2 separate regions of the Homo sapiens genome follow, and region 2 is linked to region 1. A link is a contact called in ENCODE Hi-C or POLR2A ChIA-PET data. All regions are on one chromosome and are shown on one strand. Each heading gives the region's core, a stretch centred on a gene start or an enhancer-like site at or near the end of the contact. The rest is flanking DNA. Distances are from core to core; before and after follow the strand shown. Region 1 overlaps CASC15 (cancer susceptibility 15). Region 2 has its middle 75 kb from the start of NBAT1.

What was found. Hi-C counts contacts between places; a loop is a spot of excess contacts on that map. ChIA-PET counts read pairs that join two places held with the same protein, here RNA polymerase II (POLR2A). Pooled maps may share reads with other maps.
Region 2: a map of Calu3 shows a loop between it and region 1 (3-fold over the local background). The contact joins two enhancer-like sites. A Hi-C loop is called at or near these places in 1 of 168 maps with a recorded cell type or tissue (Calu3) and 1 of 50 pooled maps. POLR2A ChIA-PET finds 5 or more read pairs at or near these places in 3 of 52 experiments (AG04450, BJ and H1).

What each region holds. Positions count from the first base shown.
Region 1 is chr6:21,945,175-21,949,921 of GRCh38, forward strand. All of the region lies in intron 5 of CASC15 (cancer susceptibility 15), which reads left to right. Among named protein-coding and RNA genes, the nearest start is that of NBAT1, 200 kb to the right of the region's middle. Within about 2 kb of position 2,622, at least 5 of the 41 ENCODE cell types and tissues checked have a DNase peak (open chromatin) inside an H3K27ac peak, as active enhancers do.
Region 2 is chr6:22,219,359-22,224,105 of GRCh38, forward strand. No RefSeq gene overlaps it. Among named protein-coding and RNA genes, the nearest start is that of NBAT1, 75 kb to the left of the region's middle. RefSeq lists enhancers at 1,846-2,694, 3,556-4,057. Within about 2 kb of position 1,978, at least 2 of the 41 ENCODE cell types and tissues checked have a DNase peak (open chromatin) inside an H3K27ac peak, as active enhancers do.

The sequences.
Region 1 (4,747 bases), core at 1,372-3,871:
CACCCAGCTAATTTTTGTATTTTATGTAAAGACAGAGTTTCGCCATGTTGGCCAGGCTGGTCTCGAAATGCTGGGCTCAAGCAGTCTGCCCACCTCAGCCTCTAAGTGCTGGGATTACAGGCATAAGCCACTGTACCCAGCCAACTTTCCCCTTTTTAACATAAAAAGTTGGTTATTAATTTTTAAATCAATCAAATGACATCTGGTATTTTACTGATTTATTTGCTTCTGGTTTCTTATATCCCATAACTGTTCTTTGGCTTCACCTTTTAGTTTATTGAAATACATCCTTTAATATTTACTTTTGTTTTCAGTTTACCATCATTTTTCTTAGGTCTTTTTTTCTTTTTCCTGGAAGAAAAATTATAAAATTGTTATATAATATTTGATACATATGAAGGTGCACAAATACACACACATGAACATACACCTACAAACTGTAGGTATGTTATGAACCATAATAGTAAGTGAATTCACCATAGACATTTCCAATAGAGTTCACTCTACATGTATAAAAACCTCCTACTTCCTTCCCAGAGGTAACCACTAGTCTGAATATAGTGTTTCTCATTCTTTTGCCTTCAAAAACATACATACTAGGTTTTCAAAAATAGGTTTCAATAGGTTTTTTTTTTTTTTGAGACAGAGTCTTGCTCTGTCACCCAGGCTGGAGTGCCGTGGCACAATCTCGGCTCACTGCAACCTCCGCCTCCCAGATTCAAGCAATTCTCCTGCCTCAGCCTCCTGAGTAGCTGGGATTACAGGCACGTGCCACCGTGCCTGGCTAATTTTCGTATTTTTTTTTTTAGTAGAGACGGGGTTTCACCATGTTGGTCAGGCTGGTCTCAACCTCCTAACCTTGTGATCCACCCGCCTCAGCCTCCCAAAGTGCTGGGATTACAGGTGTGAGCCACCACGCCCGGCTTCAGTAGGTTTTTAAAATAACTGTAATAGGTTTAAGATTTGCTTATGTTTAACTTCATAAAAAATACTGTCACCTTGTGACTTGCCCTTTATTCAGAATCATGTTTCTAAGACTTAGTGTTACCGGTAGCAGCAGTTTTTCTACTACAGCTGTGGATAATATTACATCATTTGCATATACTACAATATATTTACTCATTCTCCCATAAGTAGACTTTTGGTCATTTAGATTTTTCCTATCAGTAGCAGTGTCATTATGAACACTGTTGTTTGTGTATGCCAACTGATGTGCTTCACGAGTTTCTCTAAGGCATGCACCCTGGAGTGAAGCTGCTTGGTGTAAATTATACCCACGGGCCCATCAGGTATCAAACTCCAGGCACCATTGGCTCATAGCTCTGGATTCCAGCAGCCTGTGGCTTAGCTCCTCCTGCCAGTTGGCCTTTGTGGTCTGTTTCTGGTCCATGATGAGGTTTATAATTTTTGTCCCTTGGGATTTCCCTTTTACCCTTTGCAATAGGTTTGGAACAACAGGGTCTGCCACTTGTGAACTCAAGGCATATTCATGAAATGAAGTCACCATCATTTACTTCTTCAAATATTTAGTGGTCAGAACAGAGGCCGTTTCTGGAATTATAAGGTTGAATTCTTCATACGATGATGTAGCTAGATTTTTTACAACTTGGTTTGTGTGTAAGGAAGCAGGTTCTTTTCCCTGAGTGTAATGTATATCAGCACTTTTCAGTGAGGGTGATTTTTTTTTTTTACCCAGGGGACATTTGTCAATGCCTAGAGACATTTTTGGTTGTCATGAATGGGGTAGGTGAAGGTAAAACTAGCATCTAGTGGGTAGAGGCTATAGATACAGCTAAACATTCTACAGGACATTGAACAGGGCAGCCCCCCACAACAAAGAATTATTGAGTCCTATATTCATAGTATTAGGGTAAAACCACAACCAAAACCCTACAATGTATAGGACAGCATTGCACAAAAAAGAATTATTGGGTCCAACATTTCAATAGCGCTAGGGCACCCTGATGTATGTGAAGATGATCAGTCATTGTGTTCTGAACGTATGATTCTAACACTAAAATTTGGGCCAGGCGTGGTGGCGCATGCATGTCATTCCAGCACTTTAGGAGGCTGAGGCAGGAGGATTACTTGAGCCCAGGAGTTTGAGACCGGCCTGAGCAACATGATAAAACTGTTTCTACAAAAGATAAAAGAAATCAGCTGGGCGTGGTGACATGTGCCTGTAGTCTCAGCTACTCGGGAGGCTGAGGTGGGAGGATCACTTGAGCCCTGGAAGTCAAGCCTGCAGTGAGCTGTGACCATGCCATTGCACTCCAGCCTGGGCAACAGAGTGAGACCCTGTCTCAAAATAAATTCATATTTAATAGAGTCACAACATTTTTTGCTTTTTCCCCCATGCCATGTCTTTGGAAGTGTGTGTTTGGAATGCCCAGGTAATACAGCTAGTGAATTACTTGCCTAATTTAGATCAAAGTATACAATTAGTGTGAAAAGAAAGATGAATTATCAAGAAGTAACGCAGGCTATATGAAAAATAGCAGGGTTTAATTTCTATTTCTGTCTGTCAGTGGAATTCTGTAAACGCTAGTGGACATTCTTCCTGTCCTAGCACGACTTCTCTTCCCAGCCATCTCAAGCTTTGATCAGGAAGGAGAAGGGAGGCATTCCTACACGCACCAGAACAGTGCAGTGGGGAGTTGGTCTGTGGATTTCGTGGAATTTTAGAAAAAAAAACAAAAAGCAACAAAAAAAAAAACCAGAGCACATCTCCCACTACTTACTGGGCCCGGCTCAGCAATAGCATTACCCAGTAAATATGGATGAATGGATGATCAAGAGTTTCCGCAGTCTGGTTTGCTTCCCTTCCTGTTCCAGGTCTTTCTTTGTCCATGAACTGCTGAAACCTGAGTGGGGGCTTCCACAAAGGGAGAGAAAGGGGGATGGAGAAGGAGGGAAAGGCAGATAACAGCCGAATGTAATCAGCATTTTATTACTGTCCTCAGGAAGTAGGAATAGGAAAAAAGAAGTAGGTTGGAGCAAGGAAAGTTAATTATGTGAGGTTATTTGACAGGAAATTACTAAATACAAACAGACAGAAGAAACACATTTTAAAGCAGGATAGGAAATCTCAAGTTACTCCACTCTGTGCATTCAAAACCCCCAAAGCAAATTCTGAAAATAGCAGTTTAAACAAAAGCTATCTTATCTGATAAAAGTATTTCAAACACAAAGGGAAATTTATATATTGGGCAGGCAATCTTAAAATAAACCGATTTTGTTGATAGCACTGCAAATGTAATTGTGGGAAACCCCCTTCTGATGTCTGAATTTATCTTGTAGATGTTTTGAATTTGGCATTTCAGTTCTATAAAGGTATATGTGTGTGTGTATTTCACCTTGGAAAATTATATATATGTGAAATAAAATGAAAAGTTTATTATGTTTGTGTTTTTTTTCAGTATTACAAAATTTTGGGGGAGTTAGGTATTATTAATAGTTCCAGAAGACTGTTACATCAGTACAGCCAGAGAACTGAGGTGTTCTCTAAAATCTTTATTTCTGGAGGTCATATATTTTAAATGTTTTAATTGATGTATTTGATTAACATAATTTTTTTTTATTGCTTTTCAGCCATTGGCAAAATTCGTAGAATCTTTGTAAATTATCCAAACATATTTGGTGTTGTTTTAAAGACTAAGTGATTAAGGAGTAGGACCTTTTCCTACCCTGAATGATTTCTGGTTCTTTAATGGCCTATGCTAAATAGTCAGTGTTGCAGACATAGAAAGGAGGGTCAGAAGTGGCTGTTCAGTAATCTGACCCTTTTAATTAAGGTTGTCATCCTAAGAAAAAAGACCCAAATAACAAAAAACACCAACAAAATACATACATATATGCATAAAGGGGCACACACACACACACACCCATATTTATATGTAGCTTTTCCAAAGAAAAAAGGAAGAAACTTTATTTTCTAGATCTTGATAGTAGGATTCTCTAAGGATTTTTTAAAATAGTTGAGATATTGAAGAGTCATATCATAGAAATTGGGTGGCTGTAAAATTGCACAGTCTGTGGATAAAGTTACACATTCCATGTTAGTTCAAAGAAAAAGCAATATTTTGAAAACATAAATGGAGCTCAAAGTCTGCATTCCTTTTAAAAGGCCAACACCTGTGGAAGGAATGCAGGTTGTTCCCACTTGACCTTCAACTGTGGAGCTGGGCTAGGTACTTCAGATGTTATGGTGGTCAAGTAGGAACCTCTCTCTGCAGCAGTGTCTCCTGGGACAGCACCTGTCCTGTCTGTTGTCAGGAAGCCAACATATGGCGACAGCTAGGAATAATCAGAGAGTAGATCCTAACCCTTGCTTTGAGGAGCTTGCTTTGTATACCACGAAGTCTCACAGTGATGGATGAGTGGGTGTAGATAATGTGCAATAAGCCATAACCTCTCTAAGCAATCAGGCTTACATTTTGCAAGTCCTGGGAAAACCTGGGCAGACAGTATTAGCACACTCAGACTGAGTCCTCTGTGTGTAGTAGTTGAAGATAAAGACATCATTGATGTTCCAGACAGATTCTCATCATGCATAAATAATTCCTTAGGACGGAATTACCATAGTTGCCTTGAGTGGCACTTCCCCTCCTTTAGGCCACTCACATTAGTTCAGCAGTTTATTGTGGCGTCTGAAGAATCAAATGCACAATTCAACCTCAAGAAGAAAATTACAAATAGCATATTCTTTTTGAACCGTGAATGTATTCGTCCACACAATATTTGATGG
Region 2 (4,747 bases), core at 728-3,227, 270 kb after region 1:
AGAGGAAACATCTTCCAGCTCAAGAAAGAACTCTGTTCTCGCCTTCTCCCTTCTAATCTCAGTCACTAGTTGTTACCATTAATTAACCCTCATGAGAAAAACCTGATGACATCGTTTATTGGCAACAGACTATAATGATATTCCAATTGAAACAAATTAATAGGGGTGATCCCTTTTTAGCCAGCAGTTTCCTATTTTTTGTACCTGAAAACTATTTTGTATTCAGGAACAATAATATTTAAAATTTAAGTCAACTGATATGTTTGTTTTAAGCTATTTACTTATTTAGCATTGTGTAGAAAATTAATTGGCTAAAAATCTTCACTGTTATTCTAGATATCTTGTTATCAAAAGGAACACTTCTGTATTCTCAAAATTATTAGTTTGTCCTTGCAGTGATTTTCAAAAGCATATCGATGGTTGAAATTAAAACTAATTTGTCTATTACAGACATGACCTTGGTTTCAAACAGGTTCTGATAAATCTAGCCAGTGCAGCACAAACGGGAAAAAAAAAAGACATTGGAAAGAACATGGCTTAGCTACTGAACATTGTAGGGACACTGAGTCTATAATTTCACTCTGGACCTTGAATGAAAACATGTTTCATTTAAATTTATTGCTACACAAAATTATTTTAATCTGGCAATTACGTAACAAAAAACTCCAGGGGAAATTTGAGCCACTAGACTTCTGGTAGTTGTAGTCGTTTACAAAAAGAGAGGACTGGAATGATACTAGGGTGAACGTGCAGTTCTGCCTCCAGGACTTAAAGGATGCCAGGGGAATATGGATTTTATTTATAAGGAATTCTCCTTGGGCCCAAACCTAAAACAGTCGGGTGTGGCATGCATTTTAGCAGCACGATGCGAACAGAAAATGAACAGAATTTTGGTTTGCTTTGGTGTATTTAGTTTTTTGGACTTTGTCCAATAAAACTAAATGATTTTTTTTTTTTTTGCATTTGTAACTCTTGTCCTAAACTGCAACAGCTTTTGCAAAAAGTAGATTGGCACCTACAGTTGACTTGCCAGTGGAAGTTCTTGGACACCTTTCTACAAGAATGCAGTCCCCTCTGACCATTGGATTCATCTTACTCTACCCTAGGGGGCCTAGGAAACTTCAGGCTTTCCAGTGCCTAGACGGAGCATCCCTGCTTCCTAGTATCAGCTTCCTTCACTGTGTAGCTGCCTTAGAACCAAGCTAAGCACAGGAATGCCTCTGCGGAGGCAGCCTTGCGTGGCACCAGGGAATGTTGCTTTGTTTATTCATACTCCATCTCCTAAATTTTTTTTTTTCCCCAGACAGGGTCTCAGCGCAATCAAGGCTCGCTACAGCCTCAACCTCCTGGGCTCAAGCAATCCTCCCGCCTCAATCACCCAAGTAGCTGGAACTACAGGCATGCGCCACCACATCCGGCTTTTTTTTTTTTTTTTTTTTTTTTTGGTAGAGATGGGGTCTTTCTGTGTTGCCTAGGCTGATCGCAAGCTCCTGGGCTCAAGTGATCCTCCCATCTTGGCTCCCAGACTGCTAGGATTACAGGCACGAGACACTGTGCCCAGGCCCAAATTCTGTACTTCTCCCAGCTATTGTGAAGCCTCCGACATGGTCTGTTCTGATTCTGTCACCTTTCTCTTCCTTCTCAAGCCCCAGTAGGGGCCTTGCCTCTCCAGCGTACCCTGCTTTTGGAGATCTTGCCTCCATGTTTCCATTATTGATGGAGGGACCGTGGCAGGACTTTGCTTTCCAATGTCACTATTATGTCAGCAGGCTAGCCCTGAACCCCACACAGTAAGACCCCTTATGTGAGGGTTTTACACCTACTTGATCTTATTCCTCTTTCCAGGTGAGCACCACACACTGACCTAGCTAGGCTCAGGGTAAGGTAGCTCTTGCTCATTTTGGCCAGGTATTTAATTACGTGACATTCACAGTGTGCCTTTCTACTTATCTTTTTATCCTTTTCAGTTCAAGAAACGTGGCTATACCAACTTGCCACAGTGCCCATCCCACTTTGTAGAAGACTTTGATATCTGACTCACAGAGAAACTCCTGCCAGGAGTTTATATTGTGTGCAGCTGATTCAGGCAGTAACTTCCACTCAGCGAGGGGGTCCATTTACAAAAAATTACTTCTCTTCCTTTTATGCCCAGTATGGTTCTTAAAATCAACCAGACCTATCTTTCACCAGCACGACTTGGTTCTTTTAAACCACAGTATTTCTGCTTCTTCTAGTTGGAAAACTTTAATATGAGATTGAAGATATGATTTGCTTTCTGGATTGTTGTATGCTACTAAAACCGAAGAAAGAGAAGGAAAAATGGATGAATCGACGGACCATATCACCCTGGCACCTATATCAGCTCAAAAACTGAAGGAAATACCCCTTTCCTGCCCTCTCTTTGACTAATGCTATAGACTCTGAGTCAGTAGTTCCTGGTGGGACCTGAGAGTCCACATTCCTGATGAGCTCCAGGTGTTCCCATGCTGCTGCCCCTCTGACCACACTTAGAATAAGAAGGCTTGAAATGAAATCTGAGAAATCAGCCTCTTGATTCCAATTTTAAACATGCAATTGATTCTTGTAATTTTTCATTCTTGTCAAAATGCATACCAGTAAGTTTGTAATCAGTATTGGCATGCTTAAAAGAATTTAAGACTTGTTATATTTGTCATTTTAATTTATTTAAACTTTAAAGATTTGTTCAGAACTTGGAAAGATTTTGCTTAAGCTCATAAATTTACCCACTCAGGCATATGAGATAGGGTACTTTGATTTATAAATGAAGTTTAAAATTAAGGGAATTTAATTAAGTTTTCAAAATGAGATTGGTTGTTTTAAGGGGAATTTACTTTGTGTAACTTGAGTTCATCAAACGCTAATCCAAGTTCCCTGCAAAACCTGTTCTGTTTTATATAACATTTACTCGTTTTAGAAATAGATGAGATTTGCAAATTGAACCTAAAGACTTAAGGCAAATTATGTATCTTTTTATACTTTAATAAAGAAAAATAAAATAAATTTGAAACACAAATAACTCTAACTGGCCCTTTTTATGTAAAAAGAAGTCCTTGAATAAAATTTACCTTGACAGCACTAGCAATTCCGCAACTCTGGCGTGTGTCTTTGAAAATGTCTTATTTCCTCTGCGTTGCCCAGCCTCCTCTCTTGATGGTTCTGCTGGGGGTGGTGGGGAGCGGTTGGAGCGGGGGAACACACATCTGGGAATACTTTTCTACCTCATTCAGGGCATCTAGCTGACTCCTTAGTGGGCGGGCTTCCTAATGGATTCCTGGGGCTTCTGCACAGTCTTTTTCTACTGGTAAATCTGAACTCCTCCCCCAGCTAGTGTCTTGCTCCTCCTCTTCCCTTCCTCCCTCCTCCTTTCCCCACCCCCATTCCCCTATCCTCACAGCTTTCCCCGCAAACTCTTCAGTCTTTTAAATCTCTTACACCTGTCTCCTGCCTCCCACCATGCCCCTTGCAGGCACCTACTTCCTTTTGTCCTTAGTTCTTTGGTCCAGTTTCAGTTCCATCTGGTATTCCATGGTGGAGACAGCAGGAGATTTAGATTCATGAGGTTTTAAGAATGGGATTAAGAAAGACGAAACATCTATAAGACAAATAAGAATTTAAGTAAATCCTTTATTGAACTAAAAACATTCTTTGACTCGTTTTTGTGAATTAAGTTGCGTTACAAAAACAATCTCCTTCCGTTATCCTAACTTGAATATTGGCCTAGCCTCCAAATAGAGGAGCAGAAGTACAGCCCTTGGAAAACAGATTGGGTGGGGTATGTAATCCTGCAGCCTCTAAAGAGAGCACTTCCATCTGGCATTCCAATAGAGTAAATCAGAATTTTCCTTGCCTTTTATTTCTGCATGTCAGTTTCTTCATTCTCCAACCTGTCCCTCCCTCCCTCTCAAGAAAATGAGCTCTACGCTAAGCCCTACCCAAAGCCAACCAAGCCATTTTCTCCTTATTTTCCTCTGTTTCCTTCTCCTTGAAACCATAGTAGAGGCCCCCATCTAATCTCCAGGTGACCATACTCTGTAATCAACATGCTTGCTGAAGCCTGAGATCTGGGATGCTCATCAAGTGGAGGCCCTTCTTCCCACCTCTCCTCCTGTGCTTAACTCCCTGGTTTCCTGGTTTGCCTTTCAATTTCCTGCTGGAATCAGACCCTTGTCCTGGACCTCACAATGATTAGCAGCTTGTTTGGCCTTTGAAAGGCCCAGCGCCAGGTTAATAAACCACGACTTAGAAAGAAATCCCAATAGCTGGATACTCCACATCTGCTTCCAACTAATTAGCCTCTTAGATTGGAGACATACGATCTGCCTGCATGGTAAGGGGAGATTTCTGGTCTTGTGTTACCAGCACCTGGAGGGTACCTTCTGGATGTACATATCAGCCCTGATTGAAACCCAAGGTCCCTCATCTCCTTGAACTTTATTATTTCAACTGCTGGTTTTACTCTTGAGAGTAAGCCCTGCCACCTGGTTAGTTTCCCCAGCTCTTGACCCTTCCATTCCCCACTGTCATTACTCTTCCTGCGGCCCTGCTTGAGCTCCAAGTGTGCAGAGAGGTCACATGAGTTATTGCCTTGCATATCCGCAGTTCAATTGTAATCGATGTTCATAGGAATGTCCCTAAGTCACCATAGGAGCTAAAGGTGCCTTCTAAATCATCAAGGAAAGAATAAATTATGTTTAGTAAGGTTTTATTATTCCCATATTTTCATTCT